Regions from separate parts of the Homo sapiens genome. Here regions 2 and 3 are each linked to region 1. Evidence: chromatin contacts called from ENCODE Hi-C or POLR2A ChIA-PET data. All regions are on one chromosome and are shown on one strand. Each heading gives the region's core, a stretch centred on a gene start or an enhancer-like site at or near the end of the contact. The rest is flanking DNA. Distances are from core to core; before and after follow the strand shown.

The links. Hi-C counts contacts between places; a loop is a spot of excess contacts on that map. ChIA-PET counts read pairs that join two places held with the same protein, here RNA polymerase II (POLR2A). Pooled maps may share reads with other maps.
Region 2: a loop to region 1 is called in a pooled map, with 5 times the contacts of the local background. The contact joins the enhancer-like site here to the promoter of LAMTOR4 in region 1. A Hi-C loop is called at or near these places in 2 of 50 pooled maps. POLR2A ChIA-PET finds 5 or more read pairs at or near these places in 3 of 52 experiments (H1, PC-9 and activated T-cell).
Region 3: a loop to region 1 is called in a map of ovary, with 10 times the contacts of the local background. The contact joins the promoter of GIGYF1 here to the promoter of LAMTOR4 in region 1. A Hi-C loop is called at or near these places in 2 of 168 maps with a recorded cell type or tissue (ascending aorta and ovary) and 8 of 50 pooled maps. POLR2A ChIA-PET finds 5 or more read pairs at or near these places in 4 of 52 experiments (GM12878, OCI-LY7, activated B cell and 1 more).

Annotation. Positions count from the first base shown.
Region 1 is chr7:100,147,463-100,150,502 of GRCh38, forward strand. It overlaps LAMTOR4 (late endosomal/lysosomal adaptor, MAPK and MTOR activator 4), which reads left to right and starts at 1,456. Exons shown (of 4, transcript NM_001008395.4): 1 at 1,456-1,513; 2 at 2,037-2,117. The coding sequence starts at 1,511. RefSeq lists enhancers at 459-1,071, 1,096-1,155, 1,426-1,535, 1,684-2,296 and silencers at 1,836-1,925, 1,936-2,025.
Region 2 is chr7:100,835,821-100,838,860 of GRCh38, forward strand. It overlaps SLC12A9-AS1 (SLC12A9 antisense RNA 1), which reads right to left. Exons shown (of 2, transcript NR_146550.1): 2 at 1,494-1,759. It also overlaps a transcript of SLC12A9 not described here. Among named protein-coding and RNA genes, the nearest start is that of EPHB4, 9.8 kb to the left of the region's middle. RefSeq lists enhancers at 1-376, 377-1,296, 1,297-2,216, 1,674-1,723, 1,734-1,813. Within about 2 kb of position 1,636, at least 32 of the 41 ENCODE cell types and tissues checked have a DNase peak (open chromatin) inside an H3K27ac peak, as active enhancers do.
Region 3 is chr7:100,692,623-100,695,662 of GRCh38, forward strand. It overlaps GIGYF1 (GRB10 interacting GYF protein 1), which reads right to left and starts at 1,628. Exons shown (of 27, transcript NM_001375765.1): 1 at 1,488-1,628. RefSeq lists a cis regulatory region at 702-2,195, silencers at 1,057-1,176, 1,347-1,446, 1,887-2,046 and an enhancer at 2,734-3,040.

The DNA.
Region 1 (3,040 bases), core at 206-2,705:
ATTTTTAAATTTTTAGAGATGGGGTCTTGCTATGTTGCCCAGGCTTCTAGAATCATTCTTCATATTATTTCACTAACACAGCCTCCACCACATTAATATGGCAACAGGTTTAGAAATTATTTAAAACAAAAATTTCTAATGTTTACATATATTGTGTGATGTGTGTGTGTGTGTGTGTGTGTGTGTGTGTGTGTATCATTCCAAGGTACTGTTTCTAATTTTTTCCTGTAGGGAATGAATATTCAGTATTGCAGCTGCATTGGCTAGCTGGGGATTCTATTTACCACCACATTGTCCCGGACTGAATCTGGGGACAAAAAAACCACTTCGGGAACAAATTCTTGTCTTCAACAAAGAGCTGTCTTGAGTAGGCACAAAAGTAGCATTTGAGGGCCGGACGCGGTGGCTCAAGCCTGTAATCCCAGCACTTTGGGAGGCCGAGGCGGGCGGATCACGAGGTCAGGAGTTTGAGACCAGCCTGGCCAATATGGTGAAACCCTATCTCTACTAAAAACACAAAAATAGCCGGGCGTGGTGGTGGGCGCCTGTAATCCCAGCTACTCGCGAGGCTGAGGCAGGAGAATTGCTTGAACACGGGAGGCGGAAGTTGTATTGAGCCAGAGATCGCGCCATTGCACTGCAACCTGGGCGACCGAGTGAGACTCCGACTCAAAAAAAAAAAAAAGTAGCATTTGAGTACCTTTTTTTTCCTTTTCTTTTCTTTTTTTTTTAGAGGAAGGGCACCCAGGCTGGAGTGCAGTGGCACCATAATAGCTCACTGCACTCTGCAACTGCTGAGCTCAAGAGATTCTCCTCCATCAGCCTCCCTAGTAGCTGGAATTACTGGCGTGAGGCACCATGCCCGGCTTATTTTCTTATTTTTTTGTAGAGGTGGTTGGAGCGGGGGGACTGGGGAGGGTCTCGCTATGTTGCTCAGGCTCGTCTCGAACTCTTGCCCTGAAATGATCCGTCCTCGGCCTCGCAAAGCGCTGAGATTACAGGCGTGAGCCACGGCGCCCAGCCTTGAATAGTTTTTCACATGCATTGCACGTTATTTCCTTTTATTCTCTAGTTTTTGGGTCCAGTCTTAAACCTGGGAAGGGATTCATTTGGGGGGGTCACACCAGCGGGCATCCTGGCTCAGGCGGAACTCTGGCTCCAGACAGTGCGCCCAGGACCAAACGGTCAACCCCGGCCTACTCCCGCCCCTCCCAGATCCTCCCCTCCTCGGACGCTCCCGCGTCTTCCTCTCGCTCAGGCACTGAGGGGCGGGGAGATGGGTGTTAAAGAGGGGATATCACCAATCAACGTGCGCCTCCGGGAAACAGCGCTTCGCACTGGCTGGTTGGGTCTGACGACGTGGCCACTGTCCAATCCTCATGCTAGAGGCGGGGCTAAAGGCCAGTGGCGCAAGCAGAAGGAGGAGCGCAGCGGCTGCAAGCACGTGACCGGGGCCTGAAGCCGGAAGCTACCTATCTGGTAGGGAGCTCCCCCAGCACCGAAGACTGCGATGGTGAGTGAGGACGCATGCGCGAGAGGACCCGCCGGGGGTTCAGCGTCTCTGCTCCCCAGTCTGTGTGGTTTCCCCCTGGTGGGCCTGCGCTCCACCCTCACCTCCTATCCGCTCGGGGAGGAAGAGGGGATGGAAATGGGAGGGATGGCGACGAGAATGCTGGGGAGGGGTCTGTGGGAGGGTGTTCTGGGGCTGCGGGTAGTCTGCAGGTCGGGCGGAGACGAAGGGAGGTGAAGAGAGGGTCTGGGGGCAGGGGCCAGTGGGGCAGCAAAGGCCCCTTGGGGTAGCAAAGGTGGGATGTGGAAGGCCAGGGGAGCCCGGGGGCGAGAGTGGGGGCAGATGGAGGCTCGGGAAGATCAGTATTGAGGACCATGTAGGGGGGAGGGGGCCGGGAAGGGACCTGGCTGGGGAATGAGAAAACCTGGGGCCATCGTCAACCCAGAGACTTGGGTTTGCAGGTGAAGGGTATCGGGCCGTCCATCCCTCTAGCATGCTTCTCACGACTTGCATCTTTACCCACTAGACTTCTGCGCTGACCCAGGGGCTGGAGCGAATCCCAGACCAGCTCGGCTACCTGGTACTGAGTGAAGGTGCAGTGCTGGCGGTGCGTTCTGGGAAAGGGAGGGGGTCCCTTAGTGCACACAGCCCGGTAACCCCTTCTAATATTGGCCCTTCTTTTCTCGGCTTTTATCTGGTTTCCTGCCTGGCATCTATTAGGTTGGTACAAAAGTATTTGCAGTTTTTGCAATTACTTTCAGTAATCAGTCTGTGGAATCTTAGTCTCCTAACGGCTGCGATTTATTTATTTATAGTTTTTGAGACTGAGTTTCGTTCTTGTTGCCCAAGCTGGAGTGCAGTGGTGCGACCTCGGCTCACTGCAACCTCCGCCTCCGGGGTTCAAGCGATTCTCCTGCCTCAGCCTCCCGAGTAGCTGGGATTATAGGCACGTGCCACCATGCTCTGCTAATTTTTTGTATTTTTAGTAGAAACGGGGTTTCACCGTGTTAGCCAGGCTGGTCTCAAACTCCTGACCTCAGGTGATCCACCTGCCTCAGCCTCCCAAAGTGCTGGGATTACAGGCGTGAGCCAACATGCCTGGCCTTTATTTGGTATTTCTTAAAAAGGCATTTGTATTTTGTTCCATAGTACTGTATGGTGTTAGGTCTCTAGATTACAGGCGTGAGCCACCACGTCTGGCCTTTATTTGGTATTTCTTAAAGAGGCATTTGTATTTTGTTCCATAGTACTGTATAGTGTTAAGTCTCCAGATGTTTTTGACTTAGGTAGAGACAAAGCTTAAGGTTAAGGGTTGAAAACAATACAGGTGGTAAAGACTATTGAGGGAATCCAGGATATTAAAAATTCAACATGTTATGACAAGGTAACTAACTTTCCGGGAGGTAGGAATTCAGCCCACCTTAAAGGAGAGTATTTACAGTGGGGGAGGACTTATTTGCAGGTGTGTGGCACTAACCTATCTGAACTGATGGTAAGTTTATGCTGAAAAGATTTGGGAAGGTTTGAGGG
Region 2 (3,040 bases), core at 386-2,885, 690 kb after region 1:
TGGCAGTGAGCATCAGTGAGCTGATAAGAATGAGAGAAGGGCAGAGCTTGTAGCAGAGGCCAGGGATGCCAAAGGGCATGGAGGTGGAGGAGAGAGAGGCTAAGGGGCTGGGGCCAGAGCTAAGAACGACTGTTCAGGGAGTGGAGTGGAAAGGTACAGGGTAGTGGGAGGGTTGGGGAGAGGTAGTGGGAGGCTCATTGTCCCAGCAGGGGGAAGTCTTTTGTTTCCTCTCTTCCCCTGACAGCCTGGCAGGATATGAGGCCAAGCCCCCCCATGCCAGCAGCATCCCAGCACCCACTGGACTGCACTGTGGCCCTTCCCTGACTATTGTGTCCTGGCTGGGAATGGGAGCAGGGGCAGGCAGGAGGCTGGCTCTAGGAGGGAAAGTAAGAAGGACTATTTGTGGCTGGAGGCCAGGATACCGGGGTCTGGAAGGGACAAGAAGCTCTTGGGCTGGTTAGGGAAGCTTGGCACAGAAAGATGTGTGTGGGGAGGAGCAGGAAGCCAGGCCGGGTGGGGCCGGCACCGAGGGTAGCAGGTCGGGCCAGGGGAAGGTAGGCCGGGCCCCAGAGGAGATGACGCAGGGCCTCAGCCCTCTCCCAGGCCCCACTCTTCCAGCCTGGGGACCAGAGAGCTCACCTGAACCTCAGAAAACCCACCCCCCGCTCCATTCCCTAAGGCTGACATCACCCCATGCGCCACAGCCCAGCAACCTGTCTGGCCAGAGCCTTCCACATCCAGCTGCTGCCCAGATACCCTCCCTCCCCAGGATCCAGGGGTCTAGCCTCGCACTGCTGCCCTCCAGGAACCCTGGAATTTCATCCCTCCCCTCGGCTCACTCCTGGGCCGTTTTGCCCCATCAGCTGTTCTTGCAGGAAGGGCGCCCTGCTCAGCTCGCCTCTCTTCCCGAGAGTCTTTTGTTTGCTGGGTCTGCAGGAAATTGGAGGGGCGGTGCCCAAGGGCTCATCTGCCCCTGGGACCTGGGGGAGGGGGGCGCAGATTCACCAGACTTAATCCTGGGGAGTTTACAGCAGGAATGGGGTGGGGGAGGGTGGGGGTGAGGTGGGCGGATCTCCAGGAAATTAGCATTTAAGGCCTAATTCTGAGAGTGCCATTAGATCTCCTTGTCCCGAAGGGGCAGACGGGGCATGTGTGTGTTCCAGGATCTGGGATCCCTAGAATTGAGGGCTGGGGGAACACTCTGAGGTCACCTAATAGGTTGACAGGGGCGTTGACACCAAGGTAGAAAATCTCAGATACTGAATCCCACGATCTCCTCTATATCTATACACCATTTTTAAAAATAGAGATGGGGGCTCGCTATGTTGCCCAGGCTGGTCTCGAACACCTGGGCTCAAGAGATACTCTGGCCTTGGCCCCGCAAAGCGCTGGGATTACAGGCATGAGTCACTGGGCCCAGTCCCACAATCCCGTCTTTTACACGCCTGCGATCCTGCGGATGCCAAGAGGTGGGGAGGCAGGTCAGACCAAACCGTCTTTGAGAATTATTATTTTTTCCATTAAAAAATGGTGGAGAGGACGACCCGCCCGTAGCCACACAATTCGCGCCTTCCCAGGACGCAACCGCAGAAAAAGCGGCGGTGTGGACGCTCTGGCGGGCGGCGTCCTCTCGTTGGTTGCCCTCTCTCTGAAGCCATCATAGTCGCCGCCATCTTTCCTTCCCGGCCGTCAGTCACGTGGGCAGCACGCCCCAGGCCTCCGACTGCTGGCGTGCAGTGGGGCGGATTCCGGAGGATTCCTGCAGCCACAGTGAATGTTTGGTTATTCCAGGCGCAGGGCAGCAGCGAAGAAAACTGAAGCTCCTGTTTCGTGGAGCTTAACTTCCTTTCTTTTTTTGAGACAGGATCTCTCTCTGTTGCCTAGGCTGAGTGCATGGGCAAGGTCATACCTCATTGCAGCCTCGAACTCTTGACCTCAAGTGATCCTCCACACTTGGCCTCCCAAAGTGTTGGGATTATAAACCTGAGCCAATTTTATTTCATCTATTTATTTTTAAAACATTTATTTCAATTTTTTTTTTTTTTTTTTTTTTTTTTTGAGACAGAGTCTTGCTCTGTTGCCCAGGCTGGAGTGCAGTGGCGTGATCTTCGCTCACTGCAAGCTCAGCCTCCTGGGTTCACGCCATTCTCCTGCCTCAGCCTCCCAAGTAGCTGGGACTGCAGGCGCCCTCTACCATGCCTGGCTAATTTTTTTGTATTTTTAGTAGAGACAGGGTTTCACCATGTTAGCCAGGATGGTCTTGATCTCCTGACCTCGTGATCTGCCCGCCTCAGCCTCCCAAAGTGCTGGGATTACAGGCGTGAGCCACCGCACCCGGCTATTTCAAGTTGTAAAATTTTTTTGTGGAGACAGTCTTGCTATGTTGCCCAGGCTGGTCTCACACTCCTGGGCTCAAGTGATCCTCCTGCCTCCACCTTCCAAAGCATTGGGAGTATAGCACCCAGCCATGTGGTTCAATTTTAAATGGGATTCGCAGGGAAGATTTCACTAGGAAGATAATATTTGAGTCCAGAAGACCTAAAAGAGGTTCTGGAGTTGTCTGAGGAACAGCCCAGAGGCCCTAGTGGGGCACGCGCAGGAGGTGAGAAGAGAGATGTGGTGATGGAGAGGCCACATTACAGGCATGGGCCACCATGCCTAGCATTCTGAGACACTTCTGAGCAGAGGAGATACTATTATTTATTTATTTATTTTGAGACAGAGTCTCACTCTGTCACCAAGGCTGGTGTACAGTGACGCGATCTTGGCTCACTGCGACCTGGCCTCTGGGGCTCAAGCGATCTGCCCACTTCACCCTCCCCAGTACCTAGGATTACAGGTGTGTAGCACCACGCCGGCTAATTTTTTTGCATTTTTAGTAAAGGAGGAGACTACCTTTCATATTGTCTTATGCCTAATTTCTGCCTCTAAAGAAAGAAAAAGTAAAAACTAAAAGGCAGAAATAAAATCTACAAGCAGACAGCCCGGTGCCATAACTTAGGCCTAGTAGTTGAAGATCGACCTCTGACCTAATCAGCCA
Region 3 (3,040 bases), core at 378-2,877, 550 kb after region 1:
GGGCTAACGCATCAGATCACGAACACAAGACTGATGTGTCCAACAGCAGAAAAAGCTAGTCCAGAAGTTTAAGCACATGGTCCACTTGACTAACCACCACGTGGGACCCTCAGGGCCCCTGGTCCCCAGGCAATGGCAGGGACACCAAGGCCAGGTCTACCCTCAAATCCTTCCCAATGGCACGACAGACCGCTGGGGGACCAAGACCTACAATCTAAGAAAATCAGATTGGAGCTGGCTAGCCTGGTGGAGGGTGGCTAGCCTAGGTCTGCAAAGGGCACAGGAAAGATGGGAAGGAGAAAGAACCCCAAATCCCCCATGTCGGCAGCAAAGGAGAGACCCTTACTGGTACCACCGATGGTGTTTCCATGCCAAAGGCGAGGGGTTGGCGGGGTTCTAAATTGAAACTTCTATATAGACTCGAAGAGGCAGTGCACAAGAGGGTGGGAAAGCTGACGATCTTCCAGAACGACACTTTGAGAGGCAGGAGGGAAGTAAGGCTTGGGTGGCTGGAAAAAAAAAATCCAATCCAGCTAACAAGTCTTTATGTAGCATCTCCTAGTTCCTAGCACTAGGATGCAACAGACCTGGAGTCTGACCGGGAATGCGAGTAATGACTGTATAACAGAGAAGAGAGACGAGGGGCTTTTAAAAAGTTACTCGGAAATTTTTTTGTTTTTTTTTTTTTTTAAGGCAAAGTGTGAGAGCTGTGGCCAGGGAGCTGCTGCACGGAGGGGCATGAGCTGAGAAGGGCCTGGCCTGGGACGGGGAGGACAAGCAGTCTCTGCTAAGGAAGGTATTTCCCGCGGCCGAGCAACTGGGAAGAAGGAGACCCCAATGACCCAGCACTAAGATCGCCGGAGCGAAAGGAAACAGAGGTGAGGAGGACCCAGGCGAGGTGCCTGGGTGGAGGGCAAGGCTTCCATGTTGGCCAAAGTCGTGGAACGCTTGGACCTGGGGAACCGCAAGGCCCAGCTCGTTCCGAGGGGAACCCAAAGGCGCGCTGGGGAGAACTCCGGGAAGCGCGGGGCCCGGCCACCCTAGGACGCTAGGGTCGGGGGCCCCCAGGCGGCCCAGGGCAGGGCTTGGCAGGGGCCCGGGGGCGACCGTTAGGAGCGCGGGGGTGGAAGGCAGCGCGCCGGCCCGGGAGGACGGCGTGCCCTTCAGGGAGGGGCGCCAGGTGCGAGGGGGGCGAGCGGTCGCCCCCTAAGCCGGGCGCCGGCCTCCCGGGGCCTCCCCGAGGCTGGCCGGCTCTGGGGGAGGGTCCCGGCGGCGGGGATGGGCCGGAGCGGGCGGGAGAGCGGGAGGACGCACCGGGCTGCGGCGGCCTCGGGGAGGAGACGGGGGAGGGTCCTCGCTGGCGGCCCGCGCGCTGGCTCCGGCGCTTCTCTAGCTCGCGGGCTCGGCGCGGCCGCCGCGGCGTCGGGGGCGGGCCTGCCCCGGGGCTGGGCTGCGGGCCGGGGGCCGCGGGGCCACTGGGCGCTTACCGCGGGCGGCGCGAGGGTCCGGTCCCGGGGCGTGGGCGGCGCGCGGCGGGCGGGGGCCGGGGACGGCGACGGCGGCTAGCAGCGGGGGAGGGGGCGCTGGCGCTCCCGCGGCGGCCGCTCCTCTGTGTTTGTGTTTGTAGCAAGATGGCTGCCCGCCTCGCACCACGTGACGCGGACGCGGGGCCGCGGGGCCGCCCCTTCCACCGCCGCCGCCGCCGCCGCCGCCGCCGCCGCCGCCGCCGCCGCCGCCGCCGCCGCCGCCGCCGCCGCCGCCTCCCTCCGCGGCTCCGGCCCGCGCCACCTCTCCTCGTGCGCTGCTCGCGTGCCGCGCGCGCCACTGCCCGGACGCCCGTCGCCCCCGACAGCCCCCCCCCTCCCCGCCCCGACACGTGACCTGGGCGCCCGGCTGGTCACGTGACGGGGGCCCCCAGCTGCGGGCGGGATCGGCCCCAGAGCGGCCTCCTCTCCCCCACCTCCCCCGGCCCCGCGACGCGCGACCTCTGGGACCGAGGCCGCGGCCTCCCTGGCGGTCCGGTTTCCTCCAGGAAGCCCGCCTGGATGACAGGAGACAATAAAATCCAGAACCCTTCATCAGGCGTCCTGGGATGTGTGAAATAAGTGGCTCAGGCAAATAAGTTGACTCTCAGGAGCCTCTTTATTTTTTTAATTATTTATTTAATTATTGAGACAGAGTGTTGCTCTGTCCCCCAGGTTGCAGTCCAGTGGCGCGATCTCGGCTCACTGCAGCCTCCGCCTCCCGGATTCAAGTGATTCTCATGCCTTGGCCTCCCGAGTAGCTGAGATTACAAGCACACACCACCACGTTTGGCTTATTTTTGTTGGCCAGGCTGGTCTAGAACTCCTGACCACTCAAGTGATCCGCCTGTCTCGCCCTCCCAAAGTGCTGGGATTACAGGCGTGAGCCACCGCGCCCGGCCCCTATTTATTTATTTTTTTGAAGCAGGGTCTCACTCTGTTGCCCCAGCTGCAGTGTACTAGCCCGATCTCGGCTTACGGCAGCCTCCAACTCCCGTGTCTCAAGCGATCCTCCCATCTCAGCCTCCTGAATTGTTGGGACTATAGGTGTGCACCATCACACCCAGATAACTTTTTTATTCTCTGTAAAGACTGGGCGGGTGGCGTGTCTCATAACATTGCCCAGGCTGGTCTTGAACTCCTGGTCTCAAGGGATCCTCCTGCCACAGCCTCTTGAGTAGCTGGGACTACAGCTGTGTGCCACCACACCCAACTAATTTTTTTAATTTATTGTATTTGTTGTTTGTTTGTTTTCCAAGACAGAGTCTTGCTCTGTCGCCCAGGCTGGAGTGCAGTGGCGCGATCACGGTTAACTGCATCCTGCGCCTCCTGGGCTCAAGCAATCCTCCTGCCTCAAGCACCCTGAGTAGCTAGGACTACCAGGGCACACCACCACGCCCAGCTTTTTTTTTTTTTTTTTTTTTTTTTTTGTAGAGACAGGGTTTCCCCCATGTTGCCCAGGCTGGTCTTGAACTCCTGGACCCAAATGATCCTCCTTCCAAAGTGCCGGGAACTCC